2 separate regions of the Mus musculus genome follow, and region 1 is linked to region 2. Evidence: chromatin loops called from intact Hi-C (ENCODE). Cell type or tissue: heart. All regions are shown on one strand. Each heading gives the region's core, and the rest is flanking DNA. Links, peaks and the distances in the headings are about the cores only. Region 1 overlaps Chchd3 (coiled-coil-helix-coiled-coil-helix domain containing 3). Region 2 holds the start of Chchd3 (coiled-coil-helix-coiled-coil-helix domain containing 3).

Region 1 (11,540 bases), core at 1,517-9,516, 79 kb after region 2:
TTTTCTAGTTCCATCCATGTACCTGTAATTTCATGATTTAATTTTTCTAAACTTTTAATAAAGATCTTATAATAAGCAACTGTAATGAATGTGGTAAAAACTGATGAGTGCTTCATGAAGTGTAAGGAAGAAAAATTTCTAACATATACCCAGGACTATGATTGACGTTCAGTCTTGCCATGTGCTGGCAGTGCCTCACGATTTTACTAAGACTTGCTTGAAAGCAGTATTCTAACTTAAGGTGTCTGTAAGTATAGCTCAATGAGTTTCAGTTATGGCATAAAAATATTTTAAAATCTGTAATAGTTTATTACATTGATCATATGTTGAAATGACAATATATTTTCTAAATTAGGCTAAAGGATACATTAGAAATGAATTCCAATAGATTCTTTTTATTTTTCTAATCTTCTTTTAGATGTGGAAAATTGCATGTGTAGTTTGCATTTTATTCCTATTAGTACTACCCTTATATGTTGAACTTAAAATGCAAGTTAATTTCATAAAAATAATACCACAGAAACAAAATAGCTTTTGTGTAGTACCTCTTTCTATTTCCTAGTGATAACTGTAGTTAGTTTTCTGTGTCTTCCAGCCATTTTCCAAATATTTTGTTCTTCTGCAGTACATGGTAAAGAATCATCCTAAAGGGTGCTAGATTTGAGAGAGATTTCAGGGGCTGGGGATTGCTTAGTGGATAAACATTAATCATGTAAGTGTGGGGACTAGATTTTGATTCCCAGAACCCACACAAAGCCTGGGGACCTTTTGGCCCCTTCTGTAACCCTAGGCCTCAGGAAGAGATGATGGGGGTAGGGGAGTGGGGATTGGGGGCTCAAGGGGGGGGAAGTGCTGGCCATATAGACTAGCCACAAAGATGAGGTCTGAGTTCATTGAGAGACCCTGCTGCAGGAAATAAAATGGAGAGGGATCAAGGAAGACACTCACTATGAACCTTGGATTGACACATGCTTACATCCCCATGTGCACCATACACATGTGTGCACACAATATACAGAGAAAAAAAGATTTTGCCTATTTTGCCTATATAAATACTTATGCCTATTTTGTCTGTTGTTCATGCTAGCACAGTCCATTTACTAAATCTGTGTATTTACAGAGGCACCGCCGACCCAGTGTCTAGCCTGGTGCGTGGGAGGCATTGGTTAGTTCCCCTGGGCTTGTACACTCATTCCTTCAGTGATAACAGTGCCATACGCGGAGTGTGGTGCTAAGTAACATCTCATACATGATCAAGAGTTTGGTCAAAAAAAAGTTTAAGTTTTTGCAACATAATGTTTGAAGTACCTTTTTTTTGTCTGTATTTTGACCAGTTATTCATATAATTGCAGATCTGGTTAAAGTGAGATAGATTGAATTTAACTAACAGTATTGTTGCGGTTATGATATAAAGGAAGGAATGGTAGCGTAATCGTGGCAAAGTCAGTTTCTTTTAGTAGAATGGTCTGTGCTCTGTCCTAAGTGTGGGAACACTGAGTAGCAGAGCGGCAGCTCCCACGGCTTGCCTTTTTCTGATTCTAGAGTTAGGTTGTAAACTATCTGGAGAGCGCTTAACTTGAACATTTGTCTTTGATTTCCTCCATTATCATAAAATGAAGTGACACAATGTAGGCGTTGTCTTTGCCCACATGCTCTGTGTCGTGCCTCATAGCTGTCACCGTGATGGTGAAGGCTTTTTGCAGCACCCTTGTGGAACCTTGTAGGTGCTCAGTAAATGGTATATTGACACTTCTTCATTTCTATTACGTTGCGGCTTGTTAACTGTTACTACTTTCACCTTCAAGTGTGAAAGCTGTTGGCTCATGAGGCTGTATTGCTAGATCCAGATAGGATATGCGTTATTGTTATTGACATAGCTCTTGTAAAGTAGAAATGGGGATAAGTATTGCATTTATCTTCCAGGTCCCGTTTTACTTTTAAATTCAGAATTATCTCTGCAGTCTGTTTAGGAATATTTAAAAAGTCCCCTTCATAGCTCTGTTGTTTTAAGTATTACTTCACTGATTGCAGTACACCCTGTTCTTGTTCTTAAGCTTACTTTAAAAATATACTGTTGTTTGCAGATGAGTGTTGTTGCTAGTGAGTACAGATCACCCATTCGTTGGTTTAGACTGGCGTATTGAAGCAGTTTTGTTTGAGCGGGACTTTAGAGTAAGTGCTTGTCTTCGTAGAAGATGTGGAGACAAGTCATTTGGTCTGAACTTGGTACTTTATTAACACTTTCACACACTTTAAAAAAAGAAGAAGAAGAAAATGGACATGTTGCCACAACTGAAAGATCTTTTTTTCCAGAATGTATTTTACTGTAGCCTACCCAGGACTGTTTTTGCAGTAATCTCCTCCCCCCCCCCCCCCCCCCCGGCACAGATATGTGAACTCCTAGTAATTTAAAAATTCTGATAAATGACACTTAATGGCACGATCCTGTGAATATTGATAAGTACTAGAAATTCAGTTGGTAAAGCTTCAATTCCACTCCTGAGACCCTGTTTCTGAGTTTAGGTTAAAGGTTTGCCTGACTTCTGTAGTCTTTTTCTCATGTCTCCTGATAACTACGGTGATTTCAAACTACATTTTTCTTCTGCATCAAATCCAGGCAGCACTCTACATCATTAAATATTAAACCTTATATTCAAGAACATTATTCACTCATTAATATTGCATTGCAGCCTAAACTGCATTGTTCAAAACATTTTAGGATGTTGTGCAAGTCTGTCAAAATATATTAACAAACTTAGTCATGTTGAACTGAACAAAATATGACAAAGTGTTTGCATCACAGACGTGTCGTAGGTTTTTATACGACCCAAGCATTTTGTGTTGAGGTACTTGGAAATTACTGTAAAGATAAAGTGGATTGCAGCAGAAGCCAGATGGAATGAATATTCATCTTTCGTGTAGCATCTGCTATACATCTTAATGAAATGTATACTTATTTTTAATTTTTCTTCCTTGATAATTATTTATTTAGCAGATTATTTTAACTGGGACATACATATGAGTTGGTGCCATTTTAGCTTGGTGTAAGGTGAGAGTCTCACACTCAGGGAACACTTTTGAAATCTCCAGAGTGTTCATCAGCTGCATGGAACCGAAATGGGGCAGGCCTCCTTTGAAGGTGAAATAGCCAGGGGACTTCTGATATTCGGCAAAGCAAGGAAGTGGCTGAGTTTAAGCCTTAGTCTTTGTGACAAAATTTGTTCTGGATTGCTGTGAACACATCTGGTTTCTTGCTCTTCTTTATACTGCTAGTTGTGGTGAGAAGCCATAAGATCCTCCTTCTGAAGGGAATGGTGGGACCATCTTTGTATCTAAAATCACTCCCTTTCCCATTGTTACTGAAGGAAGTTAGGGCTCTTCCTATTGCTTTACAGAGAATTCCGGGGCTGGAAAGGGGAGACTATTTATAACTGATGAGGGGAGGGGTTTTCATAGATGTGCTTTGGCGGTACTAAGCTTAGACGTTTTATCTGAAATGTGATTCTATTGATTATATTATTCTTCAGTGATTATTACCATTTAATGGGGGAGGTCATTATGAGAATGGGGTTGCTTGTGAAATATCCAACATTTATTTTTTGATGAAATGTCGGTTATGTGGATCAGAATTAAAACAGGCAGCCAATGGGCTCATCTTGAACACCTACAGCTGTCATCTCAAGAAGGGTGGAAATGGATATTGTGAAGTAAATAATGAAGGTGGCATAGTGGATTCCTGCTGGGCCAGAGCTAAATTATTCATTTTGTTAGTTTAGCTAACATGATTCGTGCTGCGTGGGATTTGAGTACTATGTCAATGACTAATACTGCATAATTAAAAAGGCTCAGCTCCTCGGGCCTGGAATGTAGTGGAAATTTAGAAATGATTGTTAACATCACAGAAACACACTTTGGTTTGTATAAGTAGATGGTGTTTACTTAGTCATTCTGAAGTTTTTCAGATGTAAGTGTGTGTGACACATAGGCAGTGTGTCCCCACGATATTGTTAGTGCAGCTATCTCCAGTCCCGTCCAGTCCCGTGGTTGGTCACACTCCACTGTGATTTCTTCCTGAAAGGCTGCGGCGTAGCAAACGGTCCATTTCAGAGGCCTGGTGAGCACAGTCTCCCTCGTGACAGCATCACCATTCCTTTTCTTCCCTAGGAGCTGTGTTGCTGAAGGGAAAGGGCATTTGGAAAACTAATTACTCAGTGTGGGGGACCACATATGCATTAATCTTTTCAAAGGCAACTTCAGCATTTATTTATTATATTCTCAATTTTGGTCATTTTTGGGGCTAAACACAGATATAAACTGCTTTTAGTTTTTGTGTAATGGTTCACACTATATCTTATAGACACAGTAATTTGACTATACCTTTTGTTTTATGCATTTTTTTTCTTAGTGGGATTTTTACATACAGGGTTGTATTATGGAATGGCTCTTTTTTTTTTTTTTAAGATTTATTTATTATTATATCTAAGTACACTGTAGCTGTCTTCAGATGCACCAGAAGAGGGCATTAGATCTCATTACGGATGGTTGTGAGCCACCATGTGGTTGCTGGGATTTGAACTCAGGACCTTCGGAAGAGCAGTCGGTGCTCTTAACCACTGAGCCATCTCTCCAGCCCAGGAATGGCTCTTTTTTAACAGCCATCTCAGCCTCAAGCATCTATGAATGAAAAAGGGAGGCGAACACATTATTTGTCACCTGTTGCCATGTGATGTCAATCACTGTGCTTGCCTCTGCAGTTGCATGAGGATAGAGTTAAAGTTCAGACCACAGGACAATGCACTGAGAAAATGCATGCAGATGGAAGGCTTTAGTTATGGCCATGAACAGCTAGCTGAAGCTAAACTTGGACTCAGAACTGAACATGCTCTTAGAGTGTCCTATTGGAGCATTGGGTTTCATACAGTTAAGATCACAACACAGTGACCGCCATTTGTTTTGAGTCATAAATCTTCAGTTTGAGTTCTGCCTCTTATTTGCCTGTGTAATTCTGAGCCATTTGTTTAACTTTCCATCTTTGTTTTCTTTGGGTCTGAATTGGGAGTACAGCTCCCCTGAGGGATTTTTATGAGAAATAAATGAAATTGTGTGTGTAAACGTGTTAAAATATGTGGGTGGCATTAGAGGGTTCTTTGTAAGTAGCAGCTATTATATTAGTAGACAGTGTTATACATGTAAAAATGTACATAATATGTATGACTTACAAGTTTAAAAAATCTCCCGTGCTACAGAGAACACAGTGAACAGAGTAGGGGGTGAAAGGACCACAGAGGTCTGGCGTCTTTTGTTAGAGTGCATTTAAATCATGTTTTGTGAGAAGCTCAGAGCAAAGCCTGAATGTTAAGCCTGCCTCCTGTAGGTTGATTCCCTGTCTGCGTGCTGTAATCTACACATTAGACTTTAAAAACAAAACAAAACTTGATTTGTACTATAATTCAGGCAACTTCTTTTTTTATAAAGTCTTTGATGTGAATTCTGTATAATAATTTTTAATTCTTGAAGTACATTTATAGTTGAACTTTTGAGTCAGAGATAGAAATATCAAGTGAGGATATAGTATAATTCCTGTATCTGACAATACTGTGTTGTAAACTAGGATTTGTTAAGAGGTTAAACTATATGTTAATTTTACACGCAGCAACATTGGTATTAATAATAATAATGGAGGAGTTAGAGAGATGGCTCAGTGATCAGAAGGTATGCTGCTCCTGCAGAAGACCCACTCTTGGTTCCCAGCACTTAGGTCAGTTGGATCACAAATGCCTGTAACTCCAGCTGCAGGGGATCCGACCCCTCCACAGGCACCTGCCCTCAAATGCACATACCCACAGATAGGCGCATGCACACAATTAAAACTAAATAAATCTAAGATAATTAGGGTTGGAACGCTTTGGAAAATGACAGTGATGCTAATGGCCGTGATGGTAGCGTGGCTTCATGGGTGTTTACTTATTTCCAAATTCATAGAAATGTTTATATTAAGTAATGTGCAGCTCTTTTATGTCGATCACATATTAAGTGTCGTGGAGAAAGAGAAATCCTGGTGAGGGAATGCACTGGAGTTATCCTCAAGAGGGTGTCAGCAATTCCACTTCTTTCTTTTTATCTGCATACTTTCACCATCTCTTTTCATGTTTAAGGTGAAAATTAAAATAAAATCCAGTATATGACTTGGTGTGGCATTCAGATCAATTCATTTTTATTAGAATTTGCTTTATTTTTTTTTAAACATGGTTTCAGAGGGACTACTAGAAATAAAGTATCTGCCAAGGAACAACTTGTTGGCTGATGGATAGTGTCAGGGAAGCCTGAAAATTGACTGCTGTGGAGCAGTAGTGGGTGCCGGAGTTGTCGCTGTGCTTCCTCTGCGTGCCAAGGTGACTTTTACTAGATGGGACAGTTGGCTTAGGGCCGGATAGGCCTCGTCAGCACTTCTCACGTTTCCTGAGGGTGCGGAGTTAAGCATTTGAGGCCATCTTTCTTCAGAGGAGACTGATGTGGATTAGAGGCGCGTGTTTAACTAGTGAATCATGGGATTGCACTGTGCCCGACGATACAAATTTGATTCTTAAGAGGCTGCTTATCCTTTGTTGAAGGGGATTCAGGATTAGTTTCGCAGTGTTCCTCTGGAGAGGGATTGTCCTGTTTCCTTACACAGCTTCATTAGACCTGCAGCTTTCCGTTGATGGTCTGAAAGCCATATAGGTCTTTCCTTTCCTCACTTGGTTGTCCTGCATCCTTATGATGTACCCCGCTGCTGCTCTGTCCCTGTGGAACATTGCCTTTGTTTGATTGTGGTCTACAGTTTGTTCTTTGTGTACACAGTGACTTCACAGTGCCTGTAATACATGGGGCCTGTGCTAGAGCACAAGTTTCTTTTTAGAAAAGTGTAGCCAATCAAGAAAAGATGATATACAAACACTATTTTCATAAGCATTAGTTTTCAATTTAGTCCACCCCCATTGCCAGATCAACCCATCCAGTCTTTATTGTGGTTTTATTTTGTTTGATTCAGGGTTTCATTATGTAGTTCAGGCTATCTATACTCAAGTTCCCTGTCCTCTTGCTTCTGCCTCTGCCTTCCACTTTTGGAATCACGGGCTTGGGCCACCACATCTGCCACCTGCACTCTAGCTTTTAATTTATTAACTTTATTCTAAAGTTCTTTAAGTCACTCTTAAAATGTAACGCTATGATTAAGACCTTTAAAAGTGGAAGGGTCCGTGGTCCATTGGAGGTTTGTCACCAGTGTTGCTCATTGTTGAACTGTTTTCTTTTCCCCCTTTCATTTCCTGTCTCATTTCCAATAACAATTTCTTCAAAAAGCCTGAGAGTGGGGTGAGCCAGTGGATTTTTTTTTTGGTGTAGCATAAGAATACACAGAGGTGGACTCAGTTTTAAGGATGCTCCTAAGAGTATGTTTGGGGTCCATCTCTGTCAACTATTTAGGTGGGTGTGGTGTGGGGAGATGGAATGTGGAGACTTTCTCAGTTACAGGTCTGTTGGCTGATCACACACTGCTGGCCACCCAAGGACATGTTTCTTGGCTCTTCAGGTATTTTCAGTGAGGGTGGTACAGAGGTGGGTCTCGGCCCAGATGAAGTAGCAGATGGAAAGAAGGAGAAGCCTCTTTGTCACAGACAGAAGGGGACAGCCCTCCTCAGCGGGAGCAGCTTCTTGCAGGAGGTCTCCACAGTAGCTCACAGGCCACCATCTGTACATTGGTACTTGTTGCCACTTGATCATGAGATGCCACCAGCTTAAGATGTATCTTGATTTCTTATGTGCATATTGTGTGTGATAAGATAGCCTAAGTTCCAGAAGAAGACAAAGGAAGAGTTGGAAGAGAGGTGATAATTAAATGACAGCTTTCTCTGAAGCCAAGGGCAGACTGGAGCCTGTAAATTGAAAGGCTTCTTATTTTTCTAGGCTGGATTGATGAGAAAAGATGCACACGTAGTCATAGATTGTGACAATTTTTAAAATACAGAGAAAAAAATTCTGAGGATAAGAAGAAAATTGTAGAAGTTTTAAGATGGAAAGAATAGATAATTTGTAAAGAAAACAGGATCTGGGTACTAGGCTTTGCCTCTGCAGACCGGAAGCTGGATGATGTCCCAGCAGAAGGACCGAAATCCTGGGGTTCTCTGAGAGTTTCCCTGTGAGGAATTAGGGAATGTAGTAATACAAACAGCTGGTCCGTAGAATCTATGGAGACAAAGCATACTGATTATTTTTACAGAGAAATTTGATGTAACGATTATTCATGAGACATTAATAGTCAAAACAAAAGAAACAAAATTTACCAGTCCTAAGGCAGTTCTGTTTACCAGAATCAAAGTGAGCCACCTACCTACCTATATAGCTAACTTCCTAGTAACTGTCTAAATTATAAATACATCTCTAGGAATGTTTCTATTTTTTAGTGTATCTCAAATATGCAATCAATATAGCATTCATGGCAGAGGCATGTTACATCCTTTTCTTTCATGTCAAGTCTTTGGAATCTGGTGTATGAGCTATAGTCACTGCTTAATTTGAACTATTCTGGACTCACTGGCCTTGCCAGAGGACACATATGTGTCATGCAAGACACAGAGCATGAAGAGGTCCCCACCTCAGCCTAGGGAGCAATGGAAGGAGGTGGAGCCTCTGAAGTGGGGGTACCTTCTGGTCGGTGGTCGTGTCTGAGGTGGTAGAAGGGAGGGTACTAGTGATTTGAGGAGGGTACCAGTGGGTGGGACTAGTGACACTGGAGTGGCACCCAAGGAGCTTGGTCCTGCAAGGTTGAATAAACTAACCTCTGCATCCAGCTGGATTGGAGCAAAGCCACCAGGCAGGTATTCCTTCAGCCTTGCAGTTGCCCTCTGGCACTCCCTAATGGAAACTCTACCAGCACCAACCAGCAAATCACTAACAGTTTAGAAAGACCCAGTGTGAAGCAGGGTATAGATGACAGCTAGTAAGCTGAGAGTCACTGCTAAGCAACCAACAGCACAGTTCATCTTGGAAGAATAGTAAGAAAAGAATGAAAGCTGAGACCCCTACCGAGAGGAAGAGAAGCACCTTGGTTCTTGACCGTTGAAGACAAACCTTTGAGGACCTATAGTGGAGAAGTGCATTTGAAACCACTCAACTCTTAACAGAAGGATTGGTAGGAAAGGAAAATATCTGGTTTGCTGTCACCTGTTTTGCCAGTCTAGTACCTGCATTTGTAAACTGTAGTGAAAACACTACTGGTGTTGAGAGTGGAGGCCATTGAGGACCAGAGCAGAACAGCAAAGGGGCTTGTTGCTGTCCGGTGGATGGCAGCCTGATGGAACTAGGAACCAGGAGACAGAAAAGGAGACAGCAAACAATACAGAGTAGAAGAAAACAGGTTGTTTCAGTTATCATGTTAGAGATTGTGGCTGAGCATTTCCCATGTAGAGATCAAGGCTGCTATGCTACATCATGTTGACCCCTGTGTGTGGCATGCACAGACAGACAGACAGAAGCACGTGTGCTCACAAACACACACTAGCTATGTGTTATTTATACTGAATGCAGTTAAGACCCAGTAATTTGTTCCAATCTTAATAAAGGTTAAAAATTAATGGGTTAGCAAAGCTACAAACAAGGAAACAGGAGAAAGGTAAAATCAAAGGTTTTTAGAGCAAAACAAAAGAAGCAGCCGAGTGACCTCAGGAGCAGTTTATAAACAACAATCATTAGCCTTTTTGTGTCCCTCATGTTAACTCAGTCTGCGAACCACAAAGTTAGAAATCCAAAGAGCAGTTGATTGAAAAAGGAGGGAAAGGGGTTGTACAGCTGTTCTTTCCCTACAGCACAGCTTGCTCTGTGCTGGCTAGAGGAGTGCGCAATGCTTTGGTCTTCAACGTCTCCCACAGAGAAGGGTGGGCTTCGACTGTATGAGTTTGCAGCCCACCCATTCCACCTGCCAGCTCTTTATCAGAGAGGCTTCTGCTTTGGAGGGTGAGAGGTTGTGTTTTAGTTCAGACTGGAGGTCTTTCAAATAGAAACAAAGGGAGTATTGACTGTGATACCAAGACTTAGTGTGGCAGCTTTCACATCGTACTTACCCTGGCAAAATGTGTGTTTTGTGAAGAAAGAAAGAGAAGTACAAACAATGAAAAAGGCAGAGTGTGTGTTTCATATACGTAGTGTAGTTAGCATCTCTGAGAGCTTAGTGGGCTCTTTATCAGAAGCTACTAGTGTTGGTCAGGATGCTGCATAGTCATTTGCCCATTGTTTACACTGCTCATCTGTGTTGCAGCTGTACTGGAGGGCTTGATGTTTGTCTAGGGAGGACTGTGATAGGAAAGTGATATTCCCAGAGATGATTGTATTTGCCCCAGTTCTCTTTCTCCAGCATCAGCACATACCCAGTGAGGAAGCTGCAGTAGGCAAGATGCAAGGGAGCGGCATCCATGCAGTAAGCAAGCTGCTTAATAGAGCTGATTTATAGGAGCAGGTTGTATGTTTCTTCTCACATCTTCTATAACACTAGACTTTAGAAGTCATGATTCTGGGCAGTTTAATGCTGTCTTTATCTGCTCTGCAATTATCCATCTGTATTTTGACTATTACGACAATCAGTGTATACTTTAAGCTAAAGTCATGATCATGACTGAAGATGCCTGTAAATAAATATTCATTTCAAGCTAGAAAAAGAAGTGGCTCTGGGTCATTCTAGTACAGCAGTTTCCAGAGGACCCTTTCATACAATTCCTCATGTGTGGTGACCCCAACCATAAAATTGTTTTGTTGCTACTTCATAATTATAATTTTCTGTTATGAATTATAATGTAAATATCTGGCATGTAGGATATCTTTTGATAGTGAACCCCAAAGGGGTCACGACCCACTCATTGAGAACCACTGCTCTAGTAGAAGACAAAAGGGCTTTCGGTTGTGATGGACCTTCGTCTTGTATAAGAGCTTGGCTGTGAATGGTGAGCAAAGATGGGTGCAGTGGCTGGGTCCTGTGTTTGGTGACAATACCTTGTGCCCTAAGAGCAGAATACTTTCTAAATATAAATGCAAATATTGTGCTTCTCAGCAGAGTAGATATTTGAATTTAAGACGCTCCCAGGAGCTGCAGAGCAGGTGGCTCTTTCTTCCCAAATGAAAACTGAAATAGGGAGTTCAGGTAACATAATGCATCCTGTTTTATGGGAGGCAGCCATCTGGAAGGGAGGCATGGTAAGTGCTCAGAGGGTGGCCACAGAGAACTTCAGTTACAGGTGTCAGCGTCTAGTTGGGGGCAGAGTTTCCTGTGTTTTTGTTTTTGCATCATTTTGGAGCTAAGCTGGCAAATGTCCAGCTTTGTGCAAGTTAAAATAAAATAACTTAAAAAAAAAAAGAATATTCTTGTGAAAAGTAAGGTGCACTAGTCAGCCCTCCATTGTACTCTAGGAGCCTGAGGCCACAGCTGGTAAGACTCAGAACTTTGGAGGAGCCAGCCCATGACTGGTTAGCCATGTTGCTTTGGGGAGACAGCACAGCATGATGGGATTGTGACC
Region 2 (11,540 bases), core at 2,030-10,029:
GAGGAGTATCCAGGCAGTGACAGAAAGTGGCTGCTTAGAAACCGGCTATAAACTGTGTAAGGGTTTTGCTCTAGAATAAACTTTATGCCAGGCATACCAGGAAATCGTGGGGCATTGTCAGGAGTATGGCCCATGTGCAGAATTTATTTTAGCTATATACTGTTAAGTGGTGTCCGTTAAGCAGAACACTCACCCTATTGGGAGGCAAAGGCACAACATATACAGTCTATTGTGAGCCAGACATTAACAGTGCAGGTTCTGTCTGCTGGAAGCTGGAGATGGACAGAGAGATTCTTGAGAAGTGAGAGATTTCTCTCTCATGATTTTGCGGAATACATGGGTAGCTCATTGAAGACTGTGGTCTGTGCTGTTACTGATACGTTATATGCCAAAAGCCGCATCTTTATCCTCCACTTGATAATGCCACTTACTTATTGCGACTTGCTTTATGCTATTTTGAGTTTGTAATCTCCTTAAATGTACTACTTAAAATTCTTATATTCCAAATATGTCACAGGAGCACATGTGCATTCGCACACACACAAATGCTCACATGCAGGGAGAACGACTGTTTAGCATTTCTCTGTGTTCAAATGGTTTTCTGTATGATAATAGATGGGAGGAGTTTGCAAGCTGGGGCTCCGTGACAGCCTGTCAAACATGTCATCGTCCATAGTTTCAGCATGTGCTCATCTTGACTGAGTCCACTCATAGTGGCTCTTTCCAGAGATTTTAATTGGCTAGCTATAACTATGGCAACTATATGGCCTAGATTTTCTAGCATCATCCTGGTTTCAAGGACTGTGTTTAATTGTCTCTCTAAGTACATGACTAATGTCAGGGCAACTGTTTCAATTTCTAGCTCAGAAAGAAAGGTTGGTTTATCTACATTCAATTCCAGGCCAGACCATTGATTCCAAGTGCGCTGCTGTGGAGCTGCAGTGCTCCTTAAGAGCTATGAGAGGGCCCTTGTGGTGTGATGAAGAACACACTCATTAGCTCTGCTGGCCAGGGACCAGGACCTGGGCTGTCTACCTCCTCAGGCATTGTTCTTTCACCTTTGCCCTGTGTCTCCCTATACTCCTGGCCCAGTGATGAGGGACAGTCAAGGGACTTGTGAGGGAGCAGCTGAAGAGAAGATTTTGCTTTTAGCAATTTACGCTTGAAAGAAGGGGGTTGACAAGTCAGAGTGTATACTACATGCTTTCTTTCCACCAGAAACGTCGTGCATCCCGGTGGAATGGTTTAAAAGTCTAGGTGGCTGTTTTTCATCCCTACCTCCCTACTCCCAGGGGAAAGGGTGATGGGAAACAATCTCTTCCCACCCCCTTTCACCCTCCATCCTTCCTGGTTTCTTTCTCCTGCTTCTCTTTTCCTCCTTCTTTTCTTTCCTTCTCCTTCCTTTTCTCCCTCCCACCATTCTTTCTTTCCTCCTCCTCTCTTCTCTTTCTTTCTGTGCCTCTTTTGCTCCTTTCCTCCCTCCATCCCTCCTTCCCTCTCCCTCTTCCTTTCTTCCTTCCTTCCCTCTTCTCTTCTTCCCCCTCCTTCCTTCCCGAGCCTCCCTTCCTCTTTTCTCTTTCTCCCCAGGGTTTGATATGGTACAAAAGTAAGAAATGACACCGAATGAGGAGTTGGAGCACTACTTTTTTCGTGGCTGTATTATTTAGGAGTCTCTAGAACAGTGGTTCTCAACTTTCCTAATGCTATGACCTTTTAATACAGTTCTTAATGTCATGATGACCCTTAACCATACAATTGTTTTTATTGCTACTTTATAACTGTAATTTTGCTGCTATTATGAATTGTAATGTAAATAGCTGATATGCAGGATATCTGATATGGAACTCCCAAAGGGGGGCCATAACCTAGAGGTTGATAAGTGCTTCTCTAGAGGAATATAACCTATGACAAACCTACAACAAAGGCTATTTAATAGACTGCCTTACACAGTGTGGTCTGGATAGTCCAACAACAGCTGTCTGTATACAAAGAACTATGTAGCTTAGATGCTCAGCCACAAGGAAGTCTCAGCCATCCTAGCCTGACACTGCTCCTGGTTTTCAGTCCACAGTGGAAGGAAGAAGCTGGGCTCAAGTGTCAGAAAATATGCCCACAGCAGTGCTAGCAACAGAATGGAAGAACACGACAGCAAGGAGGAAAGGTGATCAGGAAGAAATTACTAGCTGCTCCCTCTGAACTCCTCATAGCTGGGCATCTTCTAGAAGGTGCCCCACACAACAACACCAGAGAAGTGCTTTTGGCCTTACTTCCCCCAGAAATATTCTCACTGACCCACCTAGAACATGTTTCTTACTTGATTACAGATCCAATCAAGTTGACAACCAAGCTTAGTTATCCCAGTGGCTAAGATTTGTGAAGAACTAAGCTACCTGGGATCCTGCCTAGGCTACCAAGGACAGTGTTGTTCTCTGCCACTCTTCCTTAGGACTCCTGTTTCTGGGATGGAGGCTGAGGGGAGTCCTGGGTTGCTCTGTTGATGTTTGGGTAGGAATATACTTAGGAAGAGCCTTTGGTGAAGCTATTGTTATGCCAGGAGCAGGTAGAGAGGAGCTGGAGGGCAAGCAGGAGCCTAGTTAAGACGAACATCATCATCATCATCTTCCTCCTCCTCCCCCTCCTCCTCTTCTCCTCCTCCTCCCCCTCCTCCTCCTCCTCCTCCTCCTCCTCCTCCTCCTCCTCCTCCTCCTCCTCCTCCTCCTCCTCCTCCTCCTCCTCCTCTTCTTCTTCTTCTTCTTCTTCTTCTTCTTCTTCTTCTTCTTCTTCTTTTGGTTTTTCGAGATAGGGTTTCTCTGTATAGCCCTGGCTATCCTGGAACTCACTTTGTAGACCAGGCTGGCCTCGAACTCAGAAATCTGCCTGTCTCTGCCTCCTGAGTGCTGGGATTAAAGGCGTGCGCCACCATCGCCCGGCAGAAACCTCTGGAGACCTCTGGAAACCTCTGGAGGCATGAGTATCTTGAGGTGTGGGACTAAGCTGTAACTCACTTCATGCTGGTCTCCCCATAGACTTTTATTCCACTAATCAAAGTTCCTCATTTTTATATATTCTTTGTTATTTTACACCTATACAATGTATTTTGATCATAGTTATCTCCTACTCTCCACCTTTAGCTATACCCTTCAGATTTCATGTCCTATTTCAAAAATAATTCTTTTTGAAAAAATGTATAACTCACTGAGTCCAGTTAGGGTTGTCATCATGCACATAGCGGTGAGGCTATCTAAGTGGACTGTGGGCAATATACCTAGGGCCACTCAACCGAGGAAAAAGGACTCTACCTTCCCTTGAAACCATCACTTGCCAATAGCTCCTTCTCTCGGTCCTCATGAGCCCTTCATCACCCATGCTGGAATTTTGATTGATTTGATGTTGTTCAGGTAACCATAGTTGTAGTATGGTGGCAGTGGCATCATCATCATCATCATCAGCAGCAGCAGCAGCAGCAGCAGCAATGGGAGAGGAAGAGAGAGAGGGGAGGAGGGGCGAGCCTGTATGGGTACATACGGAGGCCAGCATTTGATAACACGATGTCTTCCTCAGCTTCTCTACTTTAGATTATGAGACAAGGTCTCTTCACTGACCTCATCCTTTGAGATGAACTGGCAGACTGAGGAGCCCTAGGAACTGCACCACAGTGCTCACCTGTCTCCTAGCTTCTTATGTGGGTGCTGGGAGATTCAAACTTGGGTCCTTATGGTTACAGCCAGCTCCTTGCTCAGCACACTCTTTTTGATGCTGAGACTAGAGCTTTGTCCATGCTAGCCAAATGCTCTGCCACTGATCTCTGTCTCAAGTCCCACCTTTTTTTATTAAAAACCTTTCCCATTTGACTTTATTGAATGATAAATACATTTCTGTCCTTTGTTAATGTGAAACTTACATGTCAAAAAAGATTAAGTGCACAAAACAGTCATTTTTAGTGTATTGGTAGGGCTGTAGAACCCTCACCATAAACTAATTTTAGCCTGTTTCTATCAACAGCTCTGCAATGAAACATTGTACCAATTATAACTCCATCTTCCACTCACCTGTCTGTCTGTGTTCCAAGGCCCCTAAACCCAGTCTACTTTTGCGTTCCATAGATTTGCTTATTCTGCACACTTCACTTAAATGGGATCACATAATATACAGTCTTTCTGTGTCTGGGGTTTTTCTTGGGAAGAGTTAAAATACATTTATTTATATCATGTATGTATTCTGTCTGTCTGTCTGTCTGTCTGTCTGTCTGTGTTCCAAGTGTATGCCTGGTGCCTGCAGAGCTCCAAAGACGGGTCTTGTCCTTGAGAACTGGAGTTACTAGCAGTTATGAGCTGTCACATGGGTTCTGGGAACTGAACCTGAGCATTAAAGGCTCTTAACTACTGAGCCTTCCCTCCAGCCCCTGTCACAATGTTTCATGTTATCACATAACATTGTGGTTCTTCCATATCGTAGCATATCCCAGCACTTTGTACCTTTTTATTATTCAATACTATTCCATTATCTGGAAATGCTGAGTCATGTTTATCCATTTATCAATAAGTGGACATTTGAGCTATTTGTGATGCTATTCCTGATGGACTGGATATCTTCATTTCATTTCTGGCTTGCTAGTTGTAGTGTATAGAGATACACAAGAAGTTTTTTGAACTTATATTCTGAAACCTTGCTGAACTTTAAAAAAAAATTACTGTTTTTTTAGTAGATTCTTTGAGATGTTTTTCTATTTATAAGATCATGTCATGTGTGATGGAGGCAGTTTTACTTCTTTCTTTCCATCTGGATGTTTTTATTTTGCTTACAGTCCCCGTGTTACCTCTCTCTAGTCTGCCGTGATGATTCCGAGTTCAAACTCATTATCCAGGCTGCTCTGCTTTTCCTCTTGTACTGTGAATTTCACAGTGAAACTTGAGGACTTGATGCCAAAAATAGAGAAAAGGGAGAGAGAATCTAAGAGGTTCAAGTTTGAGTTTTGTTTTTCATTTGAGCCAACCTATGTTTTTGGCTTGAGAATGCTGCCTTTGGAGTAGATGGCCATGAAGAAGCTATAGACAGAGCGAAGGGGAGACCATTGGTTCTCAAGAGTTTAGGAAGAGATGGTAGGGACGATGTACCTGGAACTGGCCTGGGGAGAACTGTATTGTCACTGTGGGTATCCCCCAACATCCCCATAAGATACATTAAATTTTTTTTTTTGGTTTTTCGAGACAGGGTTTCTCTGTGTAGCCCTGGCTGTCCTGGCACTCACTTTGTAGACCAGGCTGGCCTCGAACTCAGAAATTCGCCTGCCTCTGCCTCCCGAGTGCTGGGATTAAAGGCGTGCACCACCACGCCCGGCGATACATTAAATTTTTTAAAAAGAAGATCTACTTAGTGTTGCTTGAAACACACTAGGAGTTGGGAAGTATTCTGGGTCCTTTGCTGAGGAGAGCACCGGATGCTTTTGGTGCTCTGATGGAAGGCATCCATTGCCTTCTCAGCCTTGGTCTTCATCCTCATTAACAAGTGTTATTTGTATCTCCTCACTCTCCGTATGGAAGCCTCTAATTTTGTAAATATAGACCGAGCAACTGCTTTATGAAACACCCTTCAATACACGCCGTCTATGGGGTAGGAAGTGAGGTGATTGTGTTTATGGATGGGGAGGACCCGATGTAAGGAACGGCAATCCCTGTGTATCTGGGTTCTCAAGAGAAGCAAGCTCAACTGTGATGTAATGGGAGGACGCAGACAGGGGCAGGCAGTTTCAGAACTGCAGGAGAATATCATGTGATTTAGAGCACATGTGTTGAAAAGAACGACACAATGAGATGAAGGGCACTGCTGCTATATGCTGGGATATAGCAGCGGGAGGGACATAGTGTCTTGCGCTACAGATTCTGACATGCTGACAAATAACTGAAGCTCAAAAATATTTCTTCAACATTGTGGATCCCTTTGGCCTAGGAGGATGCCATGGTATGCTGTATTCTCTGTCTTTTAATGTTGAGAAGGGCAAATTGAAAAAGGTATTTTTGTTCAGCTAGTTCTGTCCCCTCCCCTCCCATCCCCCTTCTGCCCCACTCTTCTTCTTCCCTCTTGTTTTTTCTCCTCCTTCACATAGCTCAGGCCTGGGGCATTGCATAGACAACTGAGCTACATCAGTAGTCCCATCCATCTAATTTCTAAATGAAAGGGTATTTCTCTGGCTCCATAAATCTAAGATCATACTGTACTTTTAGCAACAGTGTTTGACAGCAAACAAACAAACAAACAAACAAAAAAGCAAAACAAAAAAACCCTAAAATCAACCAAATAACCAAATAACAACAAAACTGAAACTGTGTGTGTGGTTATCCTAACATTTTTAGACTTCTTGGAGGTAAAGTACCAAGCTAGAAACTTTCCAAAACAGATCATCTCTACTTTGTCTAACGCTGCTATAACTCCTCCATGAACGGACCATTTTCCTCTGTCTAATCATCCTGTGATCTAACTTATGTAAGTGAATAAGAGACACAAACACGAGAAGCAGTGTTCTGTCTGTATCTTTGTGTAAATAATTTTTCCTGTGCATTTTTGCATGTAGATTTGAAAGCCCTACATTAAAAGTTGCATTTCATACAGACTGACAAATACCAAAGTCATAAGATAGGAACATAGGCATATGTAGTCTCGGCCCCTTTAAAAGACTAAGTGGCAAAATGCTAAGTTTAGTTGTTACAGGTTTGTGAATTGGAATATACAAGTTGTTTGTTTAGGGGAGTGCATCTTCCATATCTAGCTTTGAGAGCCTGTATTTACCTAACTTACCTAAGGTTCTAGAGTCAACTGCAAAACAAGCTGGTTGGGTGAACCAACTTTTTTGAAAGTAGACCAGAAGGAGGCCTTCAGGGCTGTCAAGACTACAACTCCCAGAATGCTCGGTTCACTTTACAGTTTAGGGAGTGAGACCTGTCACAGCACCTATCGCTCCGGATCGAGACTACAATTCCCATTATTCTCAGAGGCTCCGGAAGCCCTATTAAGCACCACCTGTTGCCATAGCATCCGGGTCCAATCCAGCCAATCCTAGTGCACCTTCTGATAAGAGGCGGGCAGTTTGCTTCTCGGGCTAACCCGAAGCGGCCTACTTCTGGCACGTGACCGGAGGAGGCGGGCTTTTGGGACCGGCGCCTTCTCCTTGCTTCTTTTTTGGGGTCGTGGCCTTGCTCCTGCCCTGCAAGAGAAGCGTCCAGGGCTTTCACGCGCAAGTGTGCGCGTGGGTCCTGACGTGCTCGTAGGTCCACGCTCCAGACTCTGCGGGGACAGAAGCAGGAGCCATGGGCGGGACCGCTAGCACCCGCCGGGTCACCTTCGAGGCGGACGAGAACGAGAACATCACCGTGGTGAAGGGCATCCGGGTGAGTGCCGTGGGCGGGCGGAGGGCAGCCTTTGACCTCGGATCCCAACGCTGAAATGTGCCTGGGACAGCTGCACCTGCTTTCTCCGCTCTCGGCCCGCCCTGCTGTCCCGCTAGAAGTCTGGGTCTCTGGGAAGAAGCTCGTAGTTTCAAGACTCCGAACCTCCATTCAGAGAAAGTTCTTGGTTGTGTGCCAGGAGCCATGCACTGTGCCGGGGTGGTGGTGCCGGGTCACCACGGTCGTCCTTGCTCACTAGTTGCAGGACTTTATTAAAACTCTTGCTTCACTGTGCTGGTCCGTGTGCCTCCTGTACAGGACCCAAGCCCTTCTTTTCCACGCACAGTTCTTTCTCAGAGTGAATTGGTGTTTTAAGGATTACTCTTCTTTGCCTCTGTTATTCCCTGCCCCTCTTCTGGTATTACCATTCAAGTCATTCCTGACCCTGCTGCTAATTTCTGGCTTCTGGCTCTTTCCCTTCCACCTGATAATTTCGTTTTCCCAGGCGCCTCCCCTGTGGTTTGTTGGCCCAAGTTATGAACCTGACCCAGTTGGACTATACAGGCCTATAACTGCCAGCCTGCTAGGGGCGGAGGTCGGTTTGCAGGCCTTCAAGGTTGTAGAACTGAGACAACTTCTAAGGGATCGTTATAGAGACTTATTAAATGCCCTCTGCATGTACTTGATACATGAACTGAAAACTTGAATTTCCTCTAGGGCGTTAGTATACACACTAACAACTTTAATATTCTCCTTTGCCTCGACTTTGGAGCTTCATGCTTTGGGAAGTACACTTACTTGTATCTAGTAAATAGAGCACTATGACTTCAGAAGGTTTTAGAGTACTTTATATTTTCTGTCTACTGCTTTTACACAACTACTCTTAATTAACTATGTAAGAGTTACAAGGAAATAAAAACTTAAAAACATTTCAACTGCTTGAAAACTTTTTCCTTTGAAATTTGTTACTTTGAAAAGAACTTATTAAAGTTTTATTGATTAGAAACCCCAGACTGTTGAACTGAGTTTTTGAGTCTGTGACCAGCAATTCTCACTCTACTAGTGATAGAGCCCTTTGCCTGCTGTGGTTTAGTTGGTAGTTTTTGTAGTAAGATAAGAATTACTGCATACTTGAGTTTTGTACAGAGGTGGAGGGAAAAAAAAAAACCAAAAAAGAAAGGAAAAGAAAGTCGATAAAAGGCTTAGAATGTTGAAAACTTAAAAAAAAAAAAAAAAAAAGGAAAGTAAATTTCAGATGAAAAAACTGTTTAGAACAATGCATTAAGTCTTTCTCCTCATGTTTCATCACAGACAGGCCAGTGACACAAACTGTATGAGTTTGGGCACAGCATAGAGATTTAGATACAATATCAGATAGGGTAGAGTGATAGGCAGGGCAACAGGGATATGTATTCCATTCAAGTGATAAGATTGTTTTAAAGAGCTTCTGTAAACTTTAAAAACAAAACAAAACAAGAAAAACCCAACTATGTCTTTCAGCCATACAACTTGACATAAATTTCCTTTTTCAGATACATTTTATTTCTGTTGTTACAGTCCTGGCCCAGGCAGGCTTATTTTGATTTGTACGCAGCTCTTCTTCAAACACCCTTGGCAAGGTTCTCCTCTGCTTCTGGTCTTTTCAAGGATTGCCTGTAATCTTCTCCAGCGTTCTCTCCTTCAGTTTTCTTGTTCTTCAGACTGGTAGAGCTGCGTACATCTCTCGGATCTCTATTGTTTTCTAGCTCACAAGTCTCGTGGGCTTCTTGACACGGTCAGATTGTTATTTTTTTATTTTTTATTTTTTGTTTTTGTTTTTGTTTTTGAACAAAATATAGCTTTTTTGCAGCTTTTCTCAAAACTGGTATGTTGTTGAATTGGGAGGACTTGGAGCCATTTTGGGTTCCTTGAGGTCATGGACAGGAGAAAGCCAACTTGGAATTAAGCTGACATTTTTAATTAGCCTGTGGCTCTGGACAAGTCGCTTCTCTGATGCACACCCTTATTCCTAAAGTGGAATGTTATCACTTTCTTTGGTTAGGATTAGAGGATAAGGTATGTAAACACCTGTTGATTATCATCATTATTATTAATTATTATTTGAGGTGCTGGGAATTAAACTTAGGCCCTCCCATGTGCTAGACAAGCACTGTACCACTGATCTATATATTTCCAAGCTGCTTTGTAGATTTATAAATAAGCGGTCATCATTATGGTAGGGTTCCTTTCACATTTAAAATTACAAAGTTCTTTGAAAGAGCATTGGAATCAAACAAATCTGGGTTCAGATCTTTGTAGGATTTAGTATAGCTTATGGCATGGACAAGTTATCTTTGATTGCATTTCCCTCTCTGGAGTTTCACTGTAACTGCATATTAATGTGTGTGTCTCCTGTGTGTGTGTGTGTGTGTGTGTGTGTGTGTGTGTGTGTGTGTGTGTACACATAGTCCGCTAAAGCTTCAACCCAAAATAACTAAACAGGAGAGCATGTTATACTCCAGTGAGAGACCCGCACAGGGTAGACTGAGCGCTGAGATCATCCATTCCGTCTGAGCCTTGTAAACGTCTCATAGCTGCCCTTGATGCTTTTCTTGGCTTTGCTTTTAGGCACGACAGCAGTATTCTTAGCGTGAAAGCAAGGCTTTGTCTTCAGGCAGTTGCTAAAACATGGACAGGTGAGGCCCAAACTTCAGTTTTGGATTTTATGGCTTAATGAAACTTGGCTGAAGAAGCGTTTTCCAATTTTGATCAATTTTATAATGTTTAGGGTTCCGTTTCATTGACGAGGATAGTAATTTCATCTTCAGTTATCCTAATAAGAATGAATAGCATTTAGTGAGCAACAGAAAACTCACTAAGTACGCTGAGTTTATTGATAGATCATGAGTATCCATATTTTCCTTGCTGAGGTGCTTATGGCTTGTACTCAAAGGGCCTACAACTTGAAACAGTGTCAAGTTTCAAGTTTCTTCTTGTTGGCAGGCACTACTTTTTTATGGTATTATATATGCTCTTTTTCCCTTATTCTGAGCTGTTGCTAGTGTTTTTTTTTTTTTTTTGCCCTCTGTAAAACAGCTTGTATTCTTAATACCTGATTTCAATTTTGCATATGGAACTACTCATATGAACTGAATGAAGAATTGCCCTCTTGCCTTGCACTCTCTCTAAGTCTCAAATAAATTTTCTAGTGATAGAAAAACACATACTTTTATTGCCTCACATTACATGGGCTTAATAGGATTTTTGTGTCCACCTGCTGTGCCTGCTTAGAAAGTGTGCTCAGAACCCGGCCTTTCATAACTTTATCTAAAACATCAGAGCTGTGAGTGAACTCTTTCAGAGCAAATGTCAACTTCAATGAGTATCATTTTCAAAGTTATACTTATCACTGTTTCTGGCATAACGAATCTCTGCAGCTGGCCTTGAAGCTGCAAGCTGACATTCACAGGAGTCACTCAGAGCACCATGCACACCTTCGTGAAACACACCATGTGCTTTGGCAGATGATGGTAGTCGAGAGCCCCAAATTGAAGAGATTTCTTAATGTGGGATGCTGTAGAGTGTTCTTCAGTGTTAGTGAGGGTTATGCATTTATTTGGTTAGTCATAGGGACTGAGTGATTTAGTTAGCTGATAGAGAATTGGTCCCTTACTTACAGCTGTAGGGTCTGTGAATGTCTTGGGCCATCTTAAGCTTTCTAGGATTCAGAATACAGTAGCAAGCTACATGTGAACTGAAAAGGAGATGTTTTACAGAAATGAGTCTTTGTGTTTTCCCTGCCATCCCATTTCACCTCTTTTGTTTATGGGAGTCACACCTTAAAAAAGTAGCAGGGAGCTAGTGCTCACAGAAAATGACCTGTTCCTTTGTGAGGGAAAACCAAGAGAGAAAATTGCATCGGTATTCTTTAAATCAATTTGATAAGAAACATCTAAAGGCATCTAAAGAACTGTTAGGGGCTGAAGTTGTAAACTGTTCGGTGTCATGTGACTCCCACATTTACCACCTCAAAGATAACTTGAGCTTTCCTCTCAGAGGGCAGAAGACTTTATCTTTGTTCCTCTTACTCAGCCTCCTGTATCTGAAGAAATACCGAGTTCTGGATCAGTGGGTGGTATGTTTGTGTAAATTTTGGATAAGACCAAGCATAGTGGGTGGGAA

Evidence for each region. Peaks named below come from ENCODE experiments on the same cell type or tissue, not always from the same donor. Only the 100,000 strongest peaks of a DNase experiment are listed, where the experiment ranks them.
Region 1: a loop joins it to region 2, with 2.4 times the contacts of the local background. A loop is called at or near these places in 5 of 42 quality-filtered maps.

The regions. Positions count from the first base shown.
Region 1 is chr6:32,976,338-32,987,877 of GRCm38, reverse strand. The region is part of intron 3 of Chchd3 (coiled-coil-helix-coiled-coil-helix domain containing 3); the gene reads left to right. Among named protein-coding and RNA genes, the nearest start is that of Chchd3, 78 kb to the left of the region's middle. In heart, for the core only: a CTCF peak has its summit at 8,898; no DNase peak of the experiment used is centred there.
Region 2 is chr6:33,055,842-33,067,381 of GRCm38, reverse strand. It overlaps Chchd3 (coiled-coil-helix-coiled-coil-helix domain containing 3), which reads left to right and starts at 7,122. Exons shown (of 8, transcript NM_025336.2): 1 at 7,122-7,382. The coding sequence starts at 7,302. In heart, for the core only: a CTCF peak has its summit at 6,908; DNase peaks (open chromatin) are centred at 7,051 and 7,901; H3K4me3 peaks cover 1,780 bases; H3K27ac peaks cover 1,080 bases; H3K27me3 peaks cover 501 bases.